3 separate regions of the Homo sapiens genome follow, and regions 2 and 3 are each linked to region 1. A link is a loop called in an ENCODE intact Hi-C map of the cell type or tissue named here. Cell type or tissue: OCI-LY7. All regions are shown on one strand.

The links. A loop is a pair of places that touch in the nucleus more often than their neighbours do. Peaks named below come from ENCODE experiments on the same cell type or tissue, not always from the same donor. Only the 100,000 strongest peaks of a DNase experiment are listed, where the experiment ranks them.
Region 2: a loop joins it to region 1, with 8 times the contacts of the local background. A loop is called at or near these places in 86 of 110 quality-filtered maps.
Region 3: a loop joins it to region 1, with 5 times the contacts of the local background. A loop is called at or near these places in 87 of 110 quality-filtered maps.

What each region holds. Positions count from the first base shown.
Region 1 is chr17:38,411,888-38,419,887 of GRCh38, reverse strand. It overlaps a transcript of ARHGAP23 not described here. Among named protein-coding and RNA genes, the nearest start is that of ARHGAP23, 13 kb to the left of the region's middle. RefSeq lists enhancers at 1-355, 859-1,408, 1,409-1,958, 3,247-4,181, 4,008-4,302 and 2 more. In OCI-LY7, CTCF peaks have their summits at 3,894 and 4,969 (motif pointing right); DNase peaks (open chromatin) are centred at 3,897, 4,167, 4,437, 4,977 and 4 weaker places; H3K4me3 peaks cover 2,545 bases; H3K27ac peaks cover 3,361 bases.
Region 2 is chr17:38,329,672-38,337,671 of GRCh38, reverse strand. It overlaps GPR179 (G protein-coupled receptor 179), which reads left to right. Exons shown (of 11, transcript NM_001004334.4): 3 at 1-39; 4 at 459-694; 5 at 1,528-1,596; 6 at 1,972-2,081; 7 at 2,401-2,639; 8 at 2,830-2,968; 9 at 3,634-3,739; 10 at 4,275-4,421; 11 at 6,141-8,000. Among named protein-coding and RNA genes, the nearest start is that of GPR179, 10 kb to the left of the region's middle. RefSeq lists an enhancer at 4,417-4,917. In OCI-LY7, CTCF peaks have their summits at 3,617 and 3,819 (motif pointing left); a DNase peak (open chromatin) is centred at 3,831.
Region 3 is chr17:38,481,091-38,489,090 of GRCh38, reverse strand. It overlaps ARHGAP23 (Rho GTPase activating protein 23), which reads right to left. Exons shown (of 24, transcript NM_001199417.2): 15 at 6,948-7,069; 16 at 6,413-6,568; 17 at 2,951-3,029. Among named protein-coding and RNA genes, the nearest start is that of ARHGAP23, 57 kb to the right of the region's middle. RefSeq lists an enhancer at 4,080-4,601. In OCI-LY7, CTCF peaks have their summits at 3,823 and 4,024 (motif pointing right); DNase peaks (open chromatin) are centred at 3,360 and 4,050; H3K4me3 peaks cover 510 bases; H3K27ac peaks cover 1,124 bases.

The sequences.
Region 1 (8,000 bases):
GATGTGTAGGGGGAGGGGACCGGCGTATCTTGAGGTCCCACCAGGAGGGACTGGGGGTCAACGAACCAGTAGTCATATGGCACAGAGCCCACCCACTCCTTCATTCTGCAGAGTCTGTAGCCTCCTTGGGCCTGGGTTCAGGGAGCAGGGGCTGTACCCTTACCAAGTGGGGATGGGGGTTTCTCCGTGTGGGTGATCTCTTTCTGGAAAGGGGGTGGGGAGAGAGGTGCCCTCTGCACACGCCTTCCTAGGTGTCAGTGATAAGGGAGTACTCGTGTGTGTGTGTGTGTGTGTGTGTGTGTGTGTGAGCTCTGTGTCACATCAGTCCCATCCCTCCCCCAGAGCCCCCGCTCCGCCCGGAGCTCCAATGCCCCAACCCCTCCCTCGGTGGCGGCCCTCGGCGCTCGGCGCGCCCACCTCGCCGGGTCACAACGCCCGCAGCTCTCTCTCCCCTCTCGGCCGCGCACCCACGCCCGGCGCCCGCTCACCTGCTCCATGCTGGGCCCTGCTATGCCGTCCTCGCCGCGCCGGCCCCGGGGGGCGCAGGGGGAGGCGGCCCCTCCATGCGCCCTGTCCGGGCAGCTGCACCCGGCGACCGCCAAGCGCAAGTAGCGGCTGGTGTCAGCGCTCGAGCCCCCTCCCCGCACCGCCCCGCCCCGCCGGCCCCGCCCCTCCGCCCGCCCCCTCCCCTCCTCACCCCGCCCGGCCCGTGGCAGCACCGCGCACCGGCGAGCACACGCGCTCACAGGCAACCGCACAATCGCACGCACGCACGTGGGGGCACACACACTCGAACACACACACAACGCGCACCCGACCCTCGCACATCCCTGGCTAGCCCGCTCCGGCACCCCCTGTTCTGCCCGTCCTGGGGGCGCTGCTAGGGGAGAGGAGACCCCTGCAAGCGAAGCCGCTTTCCTCATTCCTGAGGCTCATCGGAGTCGGAAGGACCCTACTCTCATGCTACAGGGGCCAGAGAGTGGCTTGCCAGCGGTCTCACCGCACCTTGGCAACAGAGCTGATCCCAGTTGATCCCAGACCAACTGCCTCCCAAGCTGACGACCCGCTGCAGGGGGTGACTGACAGCAGGCCAGAGACACCCAGAGCACTGGGACTCAGGGAGACACTGTGCCACCCCCACCTCGAGATCGCTGTGGGAACAGGGAGCTGTTGCCGACGTCCAGCCTATAGTTGAAGGTGTTCTGAGGCCCTTGGCTGGGTGTGGGAAAAAGAGATGGGGATTCCTGTTGCCCACCCAGTGAGCCATGTTCCTGGCACTTGCCAAGCAGGAGGAGGGGGCTGATCTGTTTATCCACTCCCAGAGAAGGGGGATCTGAACCCCCAGATACTACTGGAGAACATAATGTGTGGGCAGCGGGGCCGCCCACTCTGGTGAAGACCAAGGAGATGGCAAAAAGACACCTTCGCTCTCTGACACCCTCCATCAGGTGTGGCTCCTGACCACCCACTGCCCTCTGTTCTGCATCTGACAGGGCAGGACAAACTGAGAGGGGCATCACATAAATGGTCATGTGAGAGGTGGGCACGCTGCCCTGGGCAGGGGTACGCAATCCCCAGTGGACAAGGGTGGAAATTAACCTGCCCCGAGGTGGGCGGTGGGGTGGAGGCATTGGTTTACAGGCACTGGCTGCCCACACCCCCTGGGCCAATGCCCAGGCTGGCATGAAGGTGGCTTCACCACTTCTCACTGAGCCCTGGCCTCTTTGTTAGGCACCAGAGGATGAGGGAGAGGGGGTGGGAAGCTGAGATGGGGAGAGTTAAGATCCTCAGTGGCTCAGACAAAGGGGGCTTTATAGGCTGGGTGTGGGGGGCATGTTGGGGGCAGGGAGACAGGAATGTGGGCCAGGGAGGCCCTGAGCTCCGGGCAGCCCATTTTGGGGCTGAAGTTGGACTCCCCCAGCCTCCCATGCTGTGGCCCTGCAGGGTATTTGCTGCTTTGCTCCTGGGACTACAGCCAGGAGTACCCGGAGCCCTCATCCTTGGCCTCCCCTGGTGGCAATCTGGTGGGCACTGCCCACGCACTCCCAGTTTTCCCTGACCAGCTGGCTGCCGCCTCTCTTGGCTTCCCCGCCAGTGCCCTCCCAGCGGCCTTGTGGCTCCTGTCTGCTACTCAAGGACCCTGCTGGCTGCCTGGGGAGGGAGGGACAGACTTGGGTGGGGTCACAAGGCTATGAGGTCAATGGGGCCCTTTGTCCCTTCAGACGGAGTCTGTCTTGAGCTAAAGAGACTGGAGACAGAGAAGAGTGTCAGCCAGCAAGCCTGCCCCTCGCCCTGAGCCGCACTCTCCCGGGCTGTGGTGTAGCAGGGCCCTGGCTGTGGAAGCCAGGCTCCATTCTCTCCAGTTGGTTTCCCTCAGGTTCTCTTTCAGTGCTGAGGAAGTGAGAACAAGAAGGTGGTGGCGGCGGTAGCCACCCATGCTGGGCCTTCAAATAGCTGTTGCTTGGCCAGGCCTAGGGTCTGGTGTTGGGCTTTGCAAGATCAGGGACTGTCTGTCCTCAGAGATGCTAATCTGGCTCTCAGGAGTAAACTCCTACTAGCCAAAGTCATGGTGGCTAGATTGCTAAACCCAATGCTATCTTATCAACACACCTTGAACACTGCAGGAAGATTCACAAGCAGAGTTCCTGAATAAGGAAGGGATAGTACCACCCACAGTCTCTGTGCCAGCCTGCAGGGTCCACAAGTGCAGTCCCCCAGTCCTCCCTCCTCCCTGGCAGGCTGGATCCCCCAGTGCTTCTCTTCTTCTACATCCCACAGGGACCAGAACCTTCAGCAACAATGTTGCCTCAGAGGTACAGCAGTGTGGAGAGGGGCAGGGCTCATTTGATATGAGCCCAGGCTGGAGTGCAGTGGTGCAATCACCACTTACTGCTGCCTCCACCTCCCAGGCTCAAATGATCCTCCCACCTCAGCCTGAGCAGCAGGGACTACAAGTGCATGCCACCATGCCTGGCTAATTTTTTATTTTTTTAGAGACGGGGTCTCAGTATGTAGCCCAGGCTTCCATGGATATTTGTTATTTATTCTATCTCTTTGATAAAGTTAAAATAAGATACTTATCTCTTGATGAGTGTCTTGGCCAAAAACAATCTTTTAGGGGTTTAAAAAAAATGTTCCGGGTGGGTCAGCATCGAATTTTCCAACCATCTCTTCCAGAGGCTTCAAGAGGGAGGCAGACCAGGACTCACCTCCCAGACCTGCCATTTAATATTCGCGCAGTCTTGGGCAAGTGTTCTGACCTCTCTGCCCTGCAGCTCCCTTATCTGTAAACCAGACATGCTAACCGCACCACCTCACAGAGCTGTTGAAAGATGACATGAGAATGTGAGTCTAAAATGCTCGGTCTACTGGTGGGCACAGAAGTGATCAATAAAAGTTAAGCACCGGCAGGGTGTGGTGGCTCACGCCTGTAATCCCAGCACTTTGGGAGGCCGAGGCTAGCGGATCACCTGAGGCCAGGAGTTCGAGACTAGCCTGGCCAACAAGGTGAAACCCCGTCTCCACCAAAATTACAAAAAATTAGCTGGGCGTGATGGCACATGCCTATAATCCCAGCTACTAGGGAGGCTGAGGCAGGAGAAATTCTTGAACCTGGGAGGCGGAGGTTGCAGTGAGCCGAGATTGTGCCACTGCAGTCCAGCCTGGGTGACAGAGCGAGACTCCATCTCACAAAAAAAAAAAAAAAAAAAAAAGTTAAGTGCCTTCTACAAAGGGCTGAATTAATTCATTTTATGTTGATTATTATTAGTTTTAGTTCAGCAGGTGACGATTTCTGACCTTGTCCCCAAATTCTAGGAGGCTATACCCTGGCTACAACCGGGTGTTCCCTTTGCGGGTGGCACCTGCTTTCAGCCAGTTGGGGGCTAGAGGTGAAGAATGGCGGTTTCCAGCCTGGTGCTCATCCCTGCCCCCCAGTCTACTTCCTTCCACCTCGGTAGCCTCCAGGGCTCCCTGGGGAACAGGGAGAAGGTAGAAAGGGAGCTAAGAGCCACGGGTAAGGCAGACAACTCCCGGGGTGCCATGGGCCTAGGAAGGGAGGAAGGAGGGGGATTACCCAGGAGGGAGTGGAAGGAGATGAGAGGGAAGGAGGGGGGCGGCGGGTGGCAGGCCCCACTCCTGCACCTGCTGCTCTGAGAACAAAGCCAAGAATGATGCAATCCTGGCCTGGTGCAGCTGAGGCTGCAGGGCCCCGAGAGAGAAGTGGGTGTCAGGGGCGGGGAGGGCAGTGGGCAGCAGGGCAGGACGCCTGACCTTGATTCACAGCCAACGTGTGGCCCCTTCATGAGGACCCTCAGCCTCCTCCTGAAGCCCCTCACCCAGGGCCAGACCCCTCCCCAGTAGTCACAGCCACCTAATAGGCAGGAGTAGGGCATGATGCAACCAGGCCATCACTCCAGGCAGCCTCCTCAGAGGGAGGGGCATGAGGAGAGGCCCCATCCGGCTCTCAGGCCTCGGGCGGCCGGTCTCTGTCCGCACCCTCTCCATACTGGAGACAAAAAGGCAAAGTCCTCCGAGAAGGTGAGATGGGAAGGTTCAGGAGAGCCCTAACCCGGACCCTGCACAAAATAGTGCCTATTTATAGAATTAACTAGAACCCGCAGCAGACACGGACATGGTCCCGGGCCCCAGTCTCTCCCATGAGCAGCCATCAAGCAAGCGGGGGCGGGGTGCATGAACGTGGCATCCACCGTCCCCAGGTGTCCGCCTCGGCCCCCCAACTCTGCCCCGGAGCCAGGAGAACAAAGGCTTCTCGCTCTCCCTCCACCTGGAGGAGGGGGTCGTGTCCCACACACCAGGGCCAGGTGAGGGATGCCTCATGGGCCAGGGTCCCTGAAAGGGCAGGGCGTTTAATGGGCTAACAGAAGAGGACTGGAGACACCGTGTTTAGGAATATTTAAGTGCGGCCTCACCCCACCACCACCGAGGGGACCTGAGGGAACAGCAGGGTGGCTTAGCCCTGAGGAGCCACTAGGTGGCAGGAGAAGCCCAATGACTCACCCAGCTCTGCCCGCGGCCACCAGCAGCCTCCGGGCCCTTCCCCACCTGGAAGCTCCCTCCTCTCTTTTTCCCTACAGCCCGCTCCTCTGCGGCCTCCGGTAAGAGGAGCTTTTCATTCTTCCTCTGCCTTTGGCAAAAAGAATCTCAATCCTAGTTTTCAAAATACTGCTAACAGGGCCGGGCACAGTGGCTCACGCCTGTAATCCCAGCACTTTGGGAGGCCGAGGTGGGAGGATGGCTTGAGCCCAGAAGTTTGAAGTTGTAGTGAGCTACAATAGCGCTGTTGCACTCCAGCCTGGGTGATGGGCGAGACTCTTTCCCTCTCCCAGCAAAAAAAAAAAAAAAAAAAAAAAAAAAGCCCGCTAATAATAATGATCATGGGGCCAGGAACGGTGGCTCACGCCTGTAATCCCAGCACTTTGGAAGGTTGAGGCAGACGGATCACCTGAGGTCAGGAGTTCGAGACCAGCCTGGCCAACATGGTGAAACCTAGTCTCTACGAAAAATACAAAAATTAGCCAGGCGTGGTGGCAGACGCCTATAATCCCAGCTACTCAGGAGACTGAGGCAGGAGAATTGAACCCAGGAGGCAGAGGTTGCAGTGAGCTGAGATCTTGCCACTGCAATCCAGCCGGGGTGACAGAGAGATACCCTGTCTCAAAAATAATAATAATAATAATAATGATCATAATCAGTGCCGAGAGAGAGAGAGAGAGAGATGACACACATTTGAGACAGAGTCTCGCTGTGTTGCCCAGGCTGGAGTGCAATGGCACCATCACCATTCACTGTAGCCTGGACCTTCCAGGCTCAAGCGATCCTCTCACCTCAGCCTCCTGAGTAGCTGAAACTACAGGCGCACGCCACCATGCCCAGCTAATTTTTTACTGTTTATGAAGACAGGGTCTTGCTATGTCGCGCAGGCTTTTGTGGATATTTATTAAGTGCTCAAGATGTACCAGGCATTTTACACACATGTCTCATTTACTCACACATGAGGTAGGAAATAAAACTCAGGAGGAAACAGACCAAAAAAGCATAAAGTGCCCAAGATCACAAAACGAGCAGGCAGTAGAGCCGGGACTCAAACTTGGGTCAGCAAATCCTGGGCCAGGCCCTCCCCAGGAGTCTTAACAGGCAGGCAGGAGCATGGGAGGAAGCGAAGAGCCCGTGGATGCCCCTGAGATGTCTCATCTGCTATCCTCACCACCGCTCTCCCCCACAACCCCTTGAGATTCTAGGAGGGTGTCTTAGTCTTGGGAGTGAGATGTGAAAATGTTGTCTAAGTGATTCAAGCTCACAAAGCCTCTGCCCTGGCTGAGAACCACGGCACCATCCCCGAAGCCTCTCCGCCAGACTCCACAATGCATTCTGCGGTCTCCCCCACCAGCATTTGCTGAAAACAGTTCCCACATAAACTCCCATTCCAATATGGGAGCTCCCCGGTCCAGGCCCAAAGGTGATTCCAGCCTAGAAGACCTTTCCCCACTGCCACCTCCCTCCTGGCCTGGCTCTGCCTCTGACCTGCTCCATGGTTTTTGGCAAACATTCACAGGTATCCCTTCATGTGCTCGGCTGGGGGATGGGGGTCATCCCAGAAGATGAGCAAGACACAGAGCCCGCTCTCCACATGCAGTCGGCGTTTAACATGTCCAGAGCCGTATGGGATCCCAGTCAAAGACATATCTGCCCCGTATCCAGACAGGTTTTTCTTTGTTTTGAGACAGAGTTTTGCTCTGTCACCCAGGCTGGAGTGCAGTAGCTCAATCACAGCTCCCTGCAGCCTTGATCACCTGGGCTCAATCAATCCTCCTGCCTCAGTCTCTTAAATTGGTTGGGACTACAGGCACATGTCACCATGCCCAGCTAATTTTTTATTTTTTTTTCTTAGAGATGGGGTCTTGCCGGCCGGGCGCGGTGGCTCACGCCTGTAATCCCAGCACTTTGGGAGGCCGAGGTGGGTGGATCACGAGGTCAGGAGATCAAGACCATCCTGGCCAACATGGTGAAACCCCGTCTGTACTAAAAAAAAATACAAAAAATTAGCCAGGCGTGGTTGTGGGCATCTGTAGTCCTAGCTACTCGGGAGGCTGAGGCAGGAGAATGGCATGAACCCGGGAGGTGGAGCTTGCAGTGAGCCGACATCACGCCACTGCCCTCCAGCCTGGGTGACAGAGCGAGACTCCATCTCAAAAAAAAAAAAAAAAAAGAGATGGGGTCTTGCCATATTGCCTAGTCTGGTCTTGAGCTTCTGGGCTCAAGCAATGCTCCTGACTCTCTATTTTTTTTTTTTTTTTTGAGACCGAGTCTCCCTCTGTCACCCAGGCTGGAGTGCAGTGGCACGATCTCGGCTCACTGCAACCTCCGCCTCCCAGATTCAAGTGATTCTTCTGCCTCAGCCTCCTGATTAGCTGGGATTACAGGTGCCCACCACCACGCCCAGCTAATTTTTATATTTTTAGTAGAGATGGGGTTTCACCATGTTGGCCAGGCTGGTCTCAAACTCCTGACCTCAGGTGATCCACCTGCCTCTGCCTCCCAAAGAGCTGGGATTACAGGCATGAGCCACCATGCCTTCCCCATACTCCTGACTCTTAAAGTGCCGGGATTATAGGCGTGGGCTACTGCGCCGGACCCATATATCAGGTTTTTCAATACCAGGGCATGGGGAAGAAGAGGCACCAAGAGATGACACCCACTGCATAGTGAAACATCTTGACTTTATCGGTCTCACACACAGGACAGCTGTTGCCAAAGACCTTCCTACCCATTTCCAAACCTTCTCAATGTCCCCCAAGCTCAGCCATTACCATTTCCTCTTACTTTTCTCTCCCAGTATAAATCCAGCTAGCCTCTCCCGTTCTCCCATCATCCCTGGATCTGCAGAATAAGGGCCCAGAAATAAAATCAAGTTTCTCAGCAGTGCAGGGGCCAGGAAGCCAGGCCTTGACACCCACCCCCCACCCTGACCCTGATGAGAT
Region 2 (8,000 bases), 82 kb after region 1:
GCTGCCGACCTGGATTCTACGGGGCAAGCCCCTCTGGGGGTATGTAAGTGTGGTGGGGGCCAGGCATGTGTTTTACATGAGAGGATGGTTGGGAGGGTACATCTGGGGAAGAAAGCCAGATTGGGGTGAGACACTGGGAGGGAACTTGTGGGGCAAGGGCAGAAGGTTGAGAGAGGCAGGAGAGGCAAGCAGGTTGCAGTGTGGGGGTGTCTACACCTTCTGAGTATGAGCCTGTAACATGCAAATATGATGCAAGTTGGCCTCTCAAGGAGCCCTAGCCTGGTGTCACCTCTTCCTGGTACTTTGCCCTCCCAAGGAAGCACCCATTCCCACTTGTCCCTGGAGCCCCAGATCACAGGAGAACAGGGAGAGGGCTGTGGTGACTATCAGGGAAAAGGCTGGGATGTCAGGATGCTCTAGCTGGGCCCCTCTCCCTGCACTCATCTTGTTCTTTATAGGGTTAGAGGAGAGTGACTTCCAGACTACCGGGCAATTCGGGTTCCCAGAAGGCAGATCTGGGAGACTGCTGCAGTGTCTGCCATGTCCTGAGGGCTGCACCAGCTGCATGGATGCCACACCGTGCCTGGTGGAAGAGGCCGCGGTGCTGCGGGCCGCTGTGCTGGCCTGCCAGGCCTGCTGCATGCTGGCCATCTTCCTGAGCATGCTGGTCTCCTACCGCTGCCGCCGGAACAAGGCAAGGAAGGCCCCACACCTCCTACACACATGTCCGACCCATCTCAACTGGAGGCCTGAGACTACCTAAGACCAGAATTTAGGAGAAATTGGTTCTAATCTTGATTCTAAATCTAACTCACTGTGTAGCATGATGCAAGTGATTTCTCCGCCTTGGACCTGCTTCCTCATCTGTAAAATAAGGGCATTGAACTTGATTCAATAAATGCTAGTTGAGTATCTACTCTAAGCAAAACACTGCCTAGGCTCAAATGGAAGTGATCTGGGCCTGCATGGAGTTCCCAGTTTAATGGAGGAAGCAGACATGTAAATAAAATGACAGCACAGTGAGATGGGGGCAAGGATGGAGGTGTCTGTCAGCTGCTGTGGGAGCTTACAGAAAGTCATCCTGCCTGAGATGGCATGGGAAAGACTTTCTGGATGTGACATGAGCCAGGCTTGAAGGTTAACTGGATACTTACTGGGCCAAGAAGGGGTACCCTATTCTAGACAAGGGAGCAGCCTGACCCAACGCTTGAGGAATGCATGAGATCCCTTCCAGCTCCAGCAGCCTCTGATTTGAGCCTAGGTCTGCAGCAAGGCCCTGAGCAAGACTGGGAGGAACACAGGGATGTGTGTGTGGGAATGATGTAAAACCTTGGCCTTAGCCATGTTTAGTGCCAGTGGAGTTGAGCCTGGGGTAACAAGGGACGTGGATGTGGGCAGAGAGGGCAGAGCCAGTGTTACAGGGTGAAGCCTTAGCTCAGGGTCACTGAGTGACCGTTCACATAGGCCTGAGAGCCTCTAGAACCATCGTCCAGACTCTGCTCACATGCCTCTCTCCTTGCTTCACAGAGGATCTGGGCATCTGGAGTGGTCCTGCTGGAAACTGTCCTTTTTGGATTCCTGCTGCTTTACTTTCCTGTGAGTCTGTGGCCACAGGCTGGCCCCACCTTCCAGCATCCCCCATAGCCAAAACCTGGCACCCTCCAAGCCCCAGAACCCTTCTCTGCCCTCTGGAAGGGATTCAGAGACCACAGATTTCCCCTACTCTTACCCACAAATGGCAAGCTGGTCTATGAGCTCTGGAGCCTCAGGCTTATTAGGAGCTCTGTGACTTGCAGTGTGATTTAGGGCAAGTTACCTAACTTCTTTGACACTTCAGCTGCTCCTCTGCAGAATGAAGGTGGTGATGGCTCTATTGCAGGGCTGTTGGGAGGATCCACAGTGTGCTTAGCATAGGCCTGGCCCACAGCAGAAGCATAGTAGAGAGCAGAGATTTTTGCCCCTTCCCACCAGGTCTTCATCCTATACTTCAAGCCCAGTGTATTCCGCTGCATCGCTCTTCGCTGGGTGCGGCTGCTGGGTTTTGCCATCGTCTACGGCACCATCATACTCAAGCTTTACAGGTACGGCCTGGGGCAGACTTTGCTCTCATGCTGCTCATCCCAGACCACCCCAGCTCACTCATGGAATGGTGTTTTTCAAAGCCAGACCCTTGCCAGCCCCACTCCCCTCTACCCCCAAGGCCAACCCCCATCACCATAGCCTTGTCTTCCATGTTACTTTGTGGGGGGGTAGCAAAAGGCAGCAAATCACAAAAAGGATGGAAGGACAAGTACCTGTGTGGAGGAGAGGGCAGCAATGGACAGAGACCAGGGCGCTGGCACCCTCTTCGTGATCCACCCAGGTCCCTGCCATCCACCCTGTGTATTCTAACCCTCGCAGAGTGCTGCAGCTGTTTCTGTCTCGAACGGCCCAGCGGAGTGCCCTTCTGAGCAGCGGGCGGCTGCTGCGGCACCTGGGGCTGCTCCTGCTACCTGTGCTGGGCTTCCTGGCTGTGTGGACCGTGGGCGCCCTGGAGCGAGGCATCCAGCACGCACCTCTGGTGATCCGAGGCCACACTCCCAGTGGCCGCCATTTCTACCTCTGTCACCACGACCGCTGGGACTACATCATGGTTGTGGGTGAGCTGCTTCTGCTGAGCCCAGCCTTACGCTGGTCCCTGCCTCTGTGCCTCCAGGGTTCCTCTTGTTCTGGTTCTCCTGACTTGTCCCCAGACCCCGAGCCCAGGCTCCCCCCAGCACATCTTTCAGAGAAAGGGGTGGGACAGCTGCTGAGGTGGTGCCGGCTCTCTCCCTCCCTGTCTCCCCACAGCTGAGCTGCTGCTGCTGTGCTGGGGCAGCTTCCTCTGCTACGCCACACGGGCTGTGCTCTCGGCCTTCCATGAGCCACGCTACATGGGCATCGCCCTGCACAATGAGCTACTGCTTTCCGCTGCCTTCCACACAGCCAGGTGAGGACGGACTCACCTCCCCACACCCCCTTCCACTCTAACAGTACTCCTCACCTCTCCCAGGTGAGGTGCCCCCATCCCATGCCATCCTGGCAACACTGCTACGCCTCAGCACGTTGACGAAGGCCCCCACTTCTGGCTCTCTCCCTACCCCCCAGATGCCCCTTCTGTACTCCATGCCTGGCCCAGGTGAGGAGGCCCCCAACACAGAAGAGGAGGAAGAGGACCTTCCTCCTAACTCCTCACCCCTCCCAAAGCACCTCTCCAGCACCCCAACATACCCCTTTCCACACATGCTCAGTCCTCCCTGCCTTCTCCCCTCACTCCTCAGCCATAAGAGCAGCAGGCTGCTGTTTGTCCATAACGACCAGACCCTGTGGTGGAGGCAGAGTTAACCCACAGAGTGGGCCTAAGAGTCTGGAGCACAGGTCTGTGCTATACACAGCCAAAGAAAGTGAGCTGGAGTATTCTGGGAGGGCGTCTTGGAGGTTGGGATTAACAGGATTGAAGTGGGACCTAAATCCTGGAGAGGGCAGGAGAGGGCAGAATGCCCCCTCGTCCTAAGCGTATCAGGGTTGGGGCTGAGGTGAAACGCCAGTGAGAAGGCAAAGCAGAAGAGGCAACTCCTGCCTGCAGTAATGACCTGCGCCCCTATCCCGCCCCAGGTTTGTGCTGGTTCCCTCTCTGCACCCGGACTGGACCCTCCTCCTCTTCTTCTTCCACACCCACAGCACAGTCACCACCACGCTGGCTCTGATCTTCATCCCTAAGGTGAGGCCCTCCCCTCCTGCCTGTGAGGTGGACCCCAGCCCCTCTGTCAGGGCCACTGTGGAGCGGTTGTCCCGCAGCGCCCTCTGCAGGCCAGGGTGAGGACGACAGAAGGTGCTGGGTGAGTGAGCACAGTGCCAGGGGCCCTAAGCTAGGAGCTGACTTGAGTGGGGACACTCTCTGCTTCCAGTTCCTGGGCAAGGGAAAGAAAACCCAGGGCTGGAGGGGCTCCCTCCTGCAGCTGGAAGGTTGGCACACTCTGAAAATCTACTCAGAAGCAGGTATACAGGGAGAGGTGGGAGAGCTGAAGGACCCGGCTAGGAATTGCAGGGTCAGGGGCTTAGAACCACCCTGCTGTCTGAGCTAGAGAAGGTCAGGGAGGATGAGGGGAGTAAAACTCTAAAGATCCCCAGAATTCCAAGTCAGAGAAGGGGGTGAAGCGTCACAAAGTAAGGACGCATTCCACAGGGCAGGTGAGTGCAGGAGTGGACAAGGAGCCAGGGCGAGTCTTTTTCCCACTCTTATGCACCCCTGCCAGTTCTGGAAGCTGGGGGCTCCTCCCCGGGAGGAGATGGTGGATGAGGTGTGTGAGGACGAGCTGGACCTGCAGCACTCAGGCTCCTACCTTGGCAGCAGCATCGCCTCAGCCTGGAGTGAGCACAGCCTGGACCCTGGAGACATTCGGGTATGTGCCACCCTCCCTGCCTCCTTTCAATGCTAGCTTTTAGGAACTGGGCAGAGGGAGGACTGGGCCCTGCCACCTGGGCTATGTGCCACTGCAAGTCCTCTTCCCTCCAAGACCTGCCCTCTCCCTTCTCCACTGGCCTAAACTGATTCCCCTGACTCTATTCAAAGGAGGCCACACACACCCAAGTGGGAAGACCCCAAAGCCCCAGAACCAGATCCCGGAGGCTCAGGCCATGTGGCAAGCTAGAGGCAGGGCCGAGAGTGGAGCCCTACTCCTTCGCATCCTCCACTCTCACTCAGCAGGGGCATCAGGTCGGGGGCAGTCTAAGAAACCCCTCAGCTGGCTGGGCACAGTGGTTCATGCCTGTAATCCCAGCATTTTGGGAGGCCAAGGCAGGCGGATCACTTGAGGCCAGGAGTTTGACCAGCCTGGCCAAATGGCGAAATCTCGTCTCTACTAGAAATACAAAAATTAGCCAGGCATGGTGGTACATGTCTGTGGTCCCAGCTACTCAGGAGGCTGAGGTGGGAGGAGGATCACTGGAGCCTGGTAAGTTGAGGTTGCAGTGAGCTGAGATCGCACCACTGCACTCCAGCCTGGGTGAAAGAGTAAGATTCTGACACACACACACAAAAAAGCCTCAGCCCCCAGCAAAGCAGGATGGTTGGTGCCTAGGGCACCTAGGGCCAGCCTAGGGCCAGCTGTGGGGCTGGGTAGTTCAGGCAGTGAGTAGCCACCAGGATCCCCTTTCCCTGGACCTGGCAGGTCTTAGAGGAAGTTCTTCCTGGGTCTACACTGGAAAAGCATGCTTATTCTCATTTCTGTGCTCAAGGGGATCATTATAGTCACCAGAACCCTAACAAGAGGCTCAGTGGGTAAGATACAAGGAGAGCTGATAATCTAAGCCCATTGTTTTATACAATCCAGAGTCTAGGAACCATCATGGGAAGCCATTCTGTCCACCCCCTCCACCTCTACTGGGGCCGTCTTCACACCTGACTTGTTTACAGGCCCACAAAGCAGAGTCCTCTGCATCTCCTGAGTCCTTCCTTGTTCCAGTGCCTCTGCCCGTTTCCCCCTTGTGTCCTCACCCTCTGAGCTCTGCCTGCCCTGCCTCCTGAGACCCCAATCCAGCTGAAGGGCCAGGGAGTATGGAGGGGCAGCTCCACCCCTGACCCTCCACTTTCTGGAACACAAGCCAATCTGCGGCCCCTATGCTGGATCTGGGGAGAAACCCAGAACAGAAGACTTCTAAAGCCCCGTTCCATCATTTACACCTGAACACTGCATATTTCAAACCCACTAGTCTCATCAATCTCATATAATGCTCTTAAGGAAGTTAACACTGGTCACCCAGGTAACATTGCTTTACAGAAGATCCAGAGGCTCAGAGGGAGGGGTCATGAAAACAGCCTCCAGGGACACAGCATATTGAGTGTCCCCAAGCTACTAACTTCCCACTAGACCACAATGCCCCAGAGAAGGGGGTACACATGAGTCCTCCGAGCTGACTGGATCTGGCTGGGACTCAGGTTGGCAACTGGTCTCACAGGAACAAAGAGGTGAATTACGAGAGTTTTAGAAGCAGGGAAGAGATACAGCTTGATGGAAAGAGATCCCTAAGGGAAAAAGGTCTAGGCAAGGGTGGAGGAACAGACAGCCAGGGGATGGAGAGAGCTCACCTGCAGCCCTGCTTTCCTCCCTGCTGCCCCACAGGACGAGCTGAAGAAGCTCTATGCCCAGCTAGAGGTCCACAAAACCAAGGAAATGGCCGCAAACAACCCCCACCTGCCCAAGAAGCGAGGCAGCTCATGCCAGGGACTGGGCCGCTCCTTCATGAGGTACCTGGCGGAATTCCCCGAGGCCCTGGCCAGGCAGCACTCCCGGGACTCAGGATCCCCAGGCCACGGCAGCCTGCCCGGCTCCTCCCGCCGCCGGCTCCTCAGCTCCAGCCTCCAGGAACCCGAGGGGACACCAGCTCTGCACAAGTCCCGCAGCACCTATGACCAGCGCAGGGAGCAGGACCCGCCTCTTCTTGACTCACTGCTGAGGAGGAAGCTGGCCAAGAAGGCCTCTCGAACAGAGAGCCGGGAGTCGGTGGAGGGGCCCCCTGCCCTGGGCTTCAGGTCAGCCAGCGCCCACAACCTGACGGTGGGAGAGAGGCTACCCAGAGCCCGGCCCGCCTCTCTGCAGAAGTCGCTCAGTGTGGCCAGCTCCAGGGAAAAGGCCTTGCTCATGGCCAGCCAGGCCTACCTGGAGGAGACCTACCGGCAAGCAAAGGAGCGGGAGGAGCGGAAGAAGGCCAAGGCAGCCATGGCCAGCCTGGTGCGGAGGCCATCAGCCAGGAGGCTGGAGCGGCCTCGAGGGGCCCCCCTGTCAGCTCCACCTTCCCCTGCCAAGAGCAGCAGCGTGGACAGCTCTCACACCTCTGGGAGGCTTCATGAGGAGGCTAGGAGAAGGCTGCCTCATCCACCCATCAGGCACCAGGTTTCTACCCCCATCTTGGCCCTGTCTGGGGGCCTGGGAGAGCCAAGGATGCTATCTCCCACCTCCACCTTGGCTCCAGCTCTGCTGCCAGCTCTAGCTCCAACCCCAGCCCCTGCCCTGGCACCAGTCCCAGTATCCCCACAAAGCCCCAACTTACTCACCTACATCTGCCCCTGGGAGAACGCAGAACTGCCAGCCAAGCAAGAAAATGTGCCCCAGGAAGGCCCCTCAGGGCCAGAGCGAGGCCACCACTCCCCTGCCCCAGCTCGAGCCAGGCTCTGGAGGGCCCTCTCTGTTGCAGTAGAGAAAAGCAGGGCTGGGGAGAATGAGATGGACGCAGAGGATGCACATCACCAGAGGGAAGCTAATGATGTGGACGAAGACAGGCCCAAGATCTTCCCTAAATCCCACAGCCTCAAGGCCCCTGTTCAGCAGGGTTCCATGCGCAGCCTGGGGCTGGCGATTAAAGCTCTGACCCGTTCTCGGAGCACCTACAGAGAGAAGGAGAGTGTGGAGGAGAGTCCCGAGGGGCAGAACAGCGGGACTGCGGGAGAGAGTATGGGGGCACCCTCCCGATCGCCCAGGCTAGGCCGGCCCAAGGCGGTGAGTAAGCAGGCCGCTCTTATCCCCTCCGATGACAAGGAGTCCCTCCAGAACCAACAGAACGCTCACACCAGCAGGATGCTCCAAGTCTGTCAACGGGAGGGCAGCAGGGAACAAGAAGACAGAGGCAGGAGGATGACCCAGGGTCTAGGGGAACGGAAAGCTGAGAGAGCAGGTAAAACAGGGCTTGCCATGCTGAGGCAAGTTTCCAGGGACAAAAACATCAAGCAATCAAAAGAAACCCCTGTCGGGTGGCAGGAACTGCCCAAAGCTGGCCTCCAGTCCCTGGGCAGCGCTGACCACAGGGTGGCAGAGGTATGCCCCTGGGAGGTCACTGAATCAGAAACGCGTCAGCCAGACAGTGGCAACAAGGCCGAAATCTGCCCCTGGGAGACGAGTGAAGGAGCCCCAGAGTCGAGGGCACTAAGACAAGACCCAGGTGACTCCCAAAAAAAGAGAGGGGAGGCCCGGGGAAAATCAGAGCCC
Region 3 (8,000 bases), 69 kb before region 1:
CAGCCTGGCCAATGTGGCAAAACCTCATCTTTACTAAAAATATAAAAATTAACTGGGCATGGTGGTAGGCGCCTGTAATCCCAGCTACTTGGGAGGCTGAGACAGGAGAATGGCTTGAACCCGGGAGGCGGAGGTTGCAGTGAGCCGAGATCGTAACACTGCACTCCAGCCTGGATGACAGGGTGAGACTCAGTCTCAAGAAAATAAATAAAATTAAATAAAAATAAAATTAAAAATTGTTAGGCAGGGCGCGGTGGCTCACGCCTGTAATCCCAGCACTTTGGGAGGCCAAGGAGGGTGAATCACCTGAGGTCAGGAGTTCAAGACCAGCCTGGCCAACGTGGTGAAACCCCGTCTCTACCAAAAATACAAAAATTAGCTGGGCATGATGGTGGGCACCTGTAATCCCAGCTGTTCGGGAGACTGAGGCAGGAGAATCGCTTGAACCCAGGAGGCAGAGGTTGCAGTGAGCCAAGATCACACCATTGCACTCCAGCTTGGGCGACAAGAGTGAAACTCTGTCTCAAAAAACAAAACAAAACAACAACAACAAAAAATTTGTTTTCAGTTTCTATACTGCAAAGTGAAAGGCAAATGGCAGGCCAAAGCAAATATTTGCAAAAACTAACAAAGGGTTAATAGCTGTAAAACACAAAGAGCTTTTCTCCCGCAAATCAACATAAGAAAAAGATAAACAACGCAACAGAAAAATGGGCACATGGTCTGATCGAGCAATTACAGAGAAAATAGAAACAGCCAATATGCTAATGAAAAAAGATTTAATCTCCCTAGTAATGAGGGCAATGAAAATAAAAACAATAATGAGATACCATTTCCCTTATCTGATTAGCAAAAGTTTAAAATGTTAATAATATTTAATGCTGTCTGGGTGAGGTGGCTCAAGCCTAAAATCCCAGCACTTTGAAAGGCCGAGGCGCGATGATCACTTTAGACCAGGAGTTGAAGACCAGTCTGAGCAATGTAGTGAGACCCTGCCTCTACCAAAAAAAATTTTTTTTTAATTAGCTGGGTGTGGTGGCACAAACCTGTAGTCCCAACTACTCAGGAGGCTGAGATGGGAGGATCACTTGAGCCCAGGAGGTTGAGGCTGCAGTGAGCCATGATTGCGCCACTGCATTCCAGTCTGGGCAACAGAGCAAGATTCTGTGTCAAATAATAGTATTTTTATTTTTATTTTATTGTATTATTTATTTATTTATTTATTTTGAGATGGAGTCTTGCTCTGTCACCCAGGCTGAAGTGCAGTGGTGCGATCTTGGCTCACTGCAACCTCTGCCTCCTGGGATCAAGCAATTCTCCTGTCTCGGCCTCCCTAGCAGCTGGGACTACAGGCACCCGCCACCACATCCAGCTAATTTTTGTATTTTTAGTAGAGACGGGGTTTCACCACAGTCAGGCTGGTCTTGAACTCCTGACCTCAGGTGATCCACCCGCCTCAGCCTTCCAAAGTGCTGGGATCACAGGCATAAGCCACCATGCCTGGCCTTCAAGTAACAATAATAGTTATAATATCCAATGCTGTTGGGGATGTGGAGAGACAGACTCCTACATTTTAGTGGGAGTCTAAACCAGGGCCTCTTTCTCAGAGTGCAATTGACACTGGTCTCAGAAAGGTTCACCGGGACTTTGACCCAGCAATTCTACATCTAAGAATCTCCTTAGAGAGCACAGATCCAGGCGTGCAAGGACTTATTCAAGGAAAGCCATTGCAACAGGTTGTGTAATAGCAAACATTTGAAGACAACCTAAATATCCATCAATAGAGGAGTACTTAAAGAAATTGTAGTCTATTCAAACCATGAAATTCTATGTGGCTGATTTAAAAGAAGAATGAGGTAGAGCTCTCTGCACTGACACGAATGAATCTCAGAATTACAACTCTGCTTTTGTTAAAAACAACTCAACCAGCGGTGTGCTGGAGCCCGCTCACACCAGCTCCTGAGAGCGACTGTGTGCCTCTCTTCCCAATTCCATGTTGGTGACATCATGTTGGTGGCTTGAAATAAACCATGGTAGGAGTATTTACGCCATGGAAGCTGGAAAACGCTAGGCATTAGGGCTTTTTTCCCCCAGAGACAGATGTTAAACATCTGCCAGCACACCCCTGAACCCACCCAAATCCAAACCCCACGCAGGCACGTGTGTATCTCTGCCATGCATATAAGAGGGCCAGGAGAGAAACACAACAGATTGTGAATAAGCAGTTCAGCAAACGGCCAAAGCCCGTCGGTGCCCGACGCCTGGGGTGGAATCCTGGCTCTGCCATTTACAACCTGTGCGACCTTGGGCAAGGCATTAAACTTCTCTGAGCCTTGGTTTCCTAATCTGTAGAGGGAAGACAATAGCACCTTCCTCATGGAGTTGCTGTAGGGAGTTGTGCTTGGCACACTCTAATGCTCAGAAAGTGTTAGCCACAACCTCCCGTGAAAGGGAGCAGGACATTCACAGGGTCCTGTGCTGTTTTCTTCATTCACATCTGTACAATCTATGTTTTTTAAATAAGCTTTTGTGTTAAAAAAAAAAAAAAAAAAAAGCCAGCGTGGTGGCTCATGCCTGTAATCCCAGCATTTTGTGAGGCTGGGGCAGGCAGGAGGATTGATTGAGCCCAGGAGTGCAACACCAGTCTGAGCAACATAGTGAGAAACTCCCCCCATCTCTGAAAAAAAACTTTTAAATTAGCTGGGTGTGGTGGTGTTCACCTGCTGTCTCAGCTACTCAGGAGGCTGAGGTGGGAGGATCGCTTGAGCCCAGTAGCTTGAGGCTGCAATGAGCCGTGATTGCGCCACTGCACTCCAGCCTGGGCAACAGAGCAAGACTGTCTCAAAAAAAAAAAAAAAGAGTAAAACCAACAAACCAAATGCAAAAGTAGTGGTCAGGGTGAGGCACGGACTGGTGTCCCCTCCCCGCCCCACTTCCACCTCCTACTCACCATCAGTGAAAAGAGGCTCGGGCAGCTTTCGGAAGAAGGACTTGAGCAGGCTGCTGATCACATTGAGGTCTTGCCAGCGCTGGGGGAGGGGTCAGATGTCAGGCACAGGCAGGCCCAGCCCGATGCCCATGCCTCCACGATCATTCACCCCAGAGCCCAATCAAGCCCACCAGGCCCTCCCTGGGACCTACTTAGACCAAGCTCTCTACTCATCAGGATGGTGGCAGCAGAACTGAGTCCCCAGAGAGGTCCTGTGCCCACACTCACACTTGGCCCCAGCCCCTCCCTGCTCCTGCCAGTGCGTGGGCTCCAACACCTCCCCATGCACAGAAAGTCCCAGGCACTGTGGGGAGACAGTGAGTGGCAGCTGCTGCCTCCACTGGGCACAGTTTAAGCATCCGTGACACAGCAGTCATTCGTGCCGGCTCCTTCCTGTCTCAGGTCCTCTGCATGTGCTGGTTTCCTCAACCAGAACTTTCCTCCCCGCCTCCACACAACTGGCTCCTCATCCCCGCCTAAAAGTCGCTCTTCAAAGAGGCCTTCTCTGACCCTCATAGCTAAAGCAGCCACCTTCACCACTGCCCTGTCACCTGCACCCCAGCCCTGACTTTGTTTCCTTCCTGGCGCTTAACCCAATTTGTCATTATTTTCTGCTTTTGTTTCCGTGTTCATGCCTGTCTCCCTGCAGGACTGTAAGCTCCAGGAGGAGACAGGATCCCGTCTGTCTCATTTCCCACTGTGCTCCTATCACCTAGCAAGGACAGTTAACCTGGTACTTACATGGCCCTAAATCAGTAGTTCTAACAGAAGGAGGCAATTTTGTCCCCCAAACTCCCACTCCACCCACAGAGGACATTTGACAATGTCTGGAGCCATTTTGATTTTCCCAACTGGGAGGTGCCACTTGCATCTAGTGGATCGAGGCCAGGGATGATGTCAAATTCCCTCCAGTGCACAGGACAACCCCACACAACAAATAATTGTTCTTCCCAAAATGTCCACTGAGATTGAGAAACCCTACTCTAAAATAAATGGTTGTCGAGTACAAGAACTAACGGCCGGGTCGTTGTCCCTTCTGTCCTCCAGGGGGCACCATCACCCCACATTGCAACCAAGTTGGGCACAGCCGCCTCGCTGGGAATGGCTCAGAATAACTCAGGCCCAGAAAGCGACCTAATACCCCCAACAAAGAGACACAGTACAGCAGTACACACACTCATTACAATGGATCCACAGCTTAATGCCAGACAATCCCATAAACAATACACTCCCCACAGGCTCACCAGGGGTTAGATTCATCCCCCACTACACTTACTCCCAGCACGACCCACAACAAATGACACAATGATATCCAAGACAAAACAACACACCCAATATACCTCGTATGCCCCCAGCTGGCCCTGGCTTGGACCAGCTGCCTGCCAGCATGGCCCCCTCATCTCACACACACCCAGTGCGGCTCCTGCCCACCCGACTCCGTTACCTCCTGGCCCTCAGGTGTGAGCTCCTCTCATCTCCCAGCTGCCAAACCCAATGCCCTGGCCAGTGCTTCCTGGTTCCTCCAGAGTGAAGTGTCTGCCCTCACCCCAGCCTCACTGGCGGCCCTCTCCTTCTGTCCCACTCAGAGCGTGGCCCCTGCTGTTCTGCGGCCCACCCTTGGTCATCCCATGCCTCAGCTGCAGCAGGACCCATGCCACTCTCTAGTCCAGGCTCAATATAGCGCCTGTTTATGCCCTCACCCCATGCAAGGGACTTTCCACACCCCAAATCCAATGGAGCCACTCCCTGAGACGGCCCCTCCCTTCCGCCTCTCCTCACGCTGCCCCACTCCCTGGTTTCTGCCAAGGGAAGATACCACCAGCCCCAGCTCAAACATGCGGCTCTTCCTCGCCCCTCCTTCCTCCCTCTCATGCAGACAACTCTTAGGGTTGCTCCCATCCTCCCCCTTCCCCTGAGACCACCAAGTCCTCCCGACACTTAGCGCTTCCATAGATCAGTGACTTCTCCCCAGACCCCTGCCCTCCGCATTCGTATCCAATGGACATGAGCAGGAGCATTACTGTTTCTTGAACTTTGTTCTCACGATGCCTCCCCAGCTTAAGAACCATCAGAAGCTCCCTACTGTCCATCAGATCAAGGTCGAAGTCTTCAGTGAAGCCATCAAATGCCTTCTCTGTCCCCCTGGGGCCTCACCCTCCCCACCTCCAAGCCCAGGAGGTAGATCCACTCTCTGTCCTAACCCTCAAGCCCTCCCCGGCCCTTGCTGGGGTTTTGGAAAATGCCATCGTCTCACACCCCGAAAGGCTTCCCGTCCACCTGCCCCCTCCTATTCATTCCTCCAATACTCAAACCCTCCAGCCACCACCTGCTCCAGCCTGAGCACCCTCTCCTTCCTCATCACAGTGTGGTCCCTGATGAGAGATCATCTTTTTCTCTTGTCCACAATTTCACACACACTTGTCTCAGCTCCTCATTCTCCAAGGACAGGAAGACTTGTGTATTCCATGAGCCTTCACGTGTGTGATTCGTGGGACATCACTGCCCACGTTCACGGTTTTCCAAAATATCTTTTTTATCAGAGCCCCTTTGGGCAAATAAAATTGTACATGAAAACCCAGTACAACAGACAGGGCAAAGCAGGGTTGCTCTAGCAAGGACAGGGGGTCCTGACCTGCCCCTGGCCTCCCAAGGCCCCTCTGGGGAACCCTAGGACTCTGGGGAACACCCTTTGAGAATCGCCGGCCTTGCTGGAAACACTTAAGTGTGATTGCAGATCCCTTCACAGGCTGGTCTCATCTCGCCTGATCAGCCACTTCTCTTTCCATGTTGCAGCCACCCAAATTGCTGGCCATTCTAGAAAACATCATATATTCCCCTTTTTCTAAGCCGGCGGTTTGTAAACCATGGTCTGTAGGCAATATCTAGCCACAGCCTGCTTTTGGATGGCCCTTGAGCTAAGTATGGTTTTTACGTTGTTAAAGGATTAGGAAGAGAAGGAGGAGGAAGAGAAGGGGGGAACGCAACAGAGCAAACTACAGCAGAAAATATTTACCCTCTGCCTTCTACAGAGAAAGCTGGTTGACTCCTGGCACACTTTCCGCGTCTACACCATTGAGCAGGCCATTCTGCTGCCTGGAATGCCCTCACCTGGCTTTCACCGGCCTTTGGTGAACTCTACTCATCCTAAACACTCGGACAAAACTGCCATCTGTGAGCCTCTGCCTCAGAGCTCCCCAGGCCATGACTGCATTTACTTGGTCAGCTTCAGCCTGGGGTGATGCCCATCCCCGGGCTGGCCAGCGGGGGCAGGTCCCATCTTGCCCATCTTGGTGTTCTGGACCAATGCCGGGCATGTCATAGGGCACAATGCATGCAACACAATAGACCACAGAACTCTCCAAGCGGAGCACCACCCACACACCATCTCAGCCCCTCTTCCACAGACCCCCCAGCTTCACCCACCTCATCCTGCAGGTTGATGTCACCAGGCCCGCGGTTGAGCTGCTCCTGTAGGCTGGACACCACTGCATTGTTGCCGGGCACTCGGTAAATGCCTGTGGACTCCAGCCCTCGTGCCTCCACAATGCGACAGCATGCAGCCACGATTAAGGGGACGCGCTGGGGACACATGGGAGGGGTGTTAGGGGGGACAGGGGCCAGAGGAGCTGGGGAGGCCAAGAAGGGGACAATGCAAGGCCCAGAGCTGCTGCCAGGAACCCTTGGGGGGAACAAAAGGCCCTTGCTGCCTCCAGTCTGGGAGCTAAAAATGACACCAAAGCCTCGCCATGGTCTGAGAAGGAGCCGGGCTCAGCCTCAGCCCTGCTGCTCCCTCCCTGGGAGGCCCGGGGCAGGCGGGGGCCTTCCCCTCTCTGGGCTGTTTTCCCAGCTGTGTTTGTACAATGAGGTGGAGAGCTGGTTCCATGTCCCTTGCTGCTCTGACCCTCTGTGCCTCGGTCTCCCCCTGCTGGGCCTGCTCTGGCGTGTGGCAGAGACTCACCTGGTTCTCCGTGGCTGGCTGGCACTCCTCCAGCCTGACCCCAAACGCCCTCGGAGCGGCCTTCTTATTTTTCTTGATGATGTTGATGCCCCAGGGGGTTTTGGGGGCTGCAGCACTGTCATCTGAAGTGGGGGAGACAGAGCCAGAGTGAGCTGGGGTATCCAGGAGGGTCACACACATTCACTGCCACATTCACACATTTGGACGTATGGGGATTCCATCAGAGAAGAAACCAGATGCCCAGGGCTGATGGGACATTGTATGGCAAGAGAGAAGGCCTGAAGGGGAGGATGCTTACCCCAAAGGAGAGGCCCAGAGCAATGCAAGGACTTCCGTGTGGCTCGTGGGCCAAAACTACAAGGCGGAAGCCATAGAACTTTGTTTCTTTAGAGATAGAGTCTCTGTCGCTCAGGCTGTAGTGCAGTGGTATGATCATAGCTCAATGCAGCCTCAAATTCCTGGGCTCAAGCAATCTTCCCTCCCCAGCCTCCCGAGTGGCTGGGACTATAAGCTCATACCACCACACCTGGCTAATTAAAAAAAATTTTTTTTGCCAAGCACAGTGGCTTATGCTTGTAATCCCAGCACTTTGGGAAGCTGAGGCCGGCAGGACCACATGAGGCCAGGAGTTCGAGACCAGCTGGCCAACATGGCAAAACCCTGTCTCTACTAAACATACAAAAATTAGCCGGGCGTGGGCCGGGCGCGGTGGCTTACGCCTGTAATCCCAGCACTATGGGAGGCCGAGGCGGGCGGATCACGAGGTCAGGAGATCGAGACCATCCTGGCTAACACGGTGAAACCCTGTCTCTGCTAAAAATACAAAAAAATTAGCCAGGCGTGGTGGTGGGCGCCTGTAGTCCCAGCTACTCGGGAGGCTGAGGCAGGAGAATGGCGTGAACCCAGGAGGCGGAGCTTGCAGTGAGCCGACATCACACCACTGCACTCCAGCCTGGGCAACAGAGCGAGACTCCGTCTCAAAAAAAAATAAAAAAAAAAAATTAGCCGGGCGTGGTGGCACATGCCTGTAATCCCAGTTACTAGCGGGGCTGA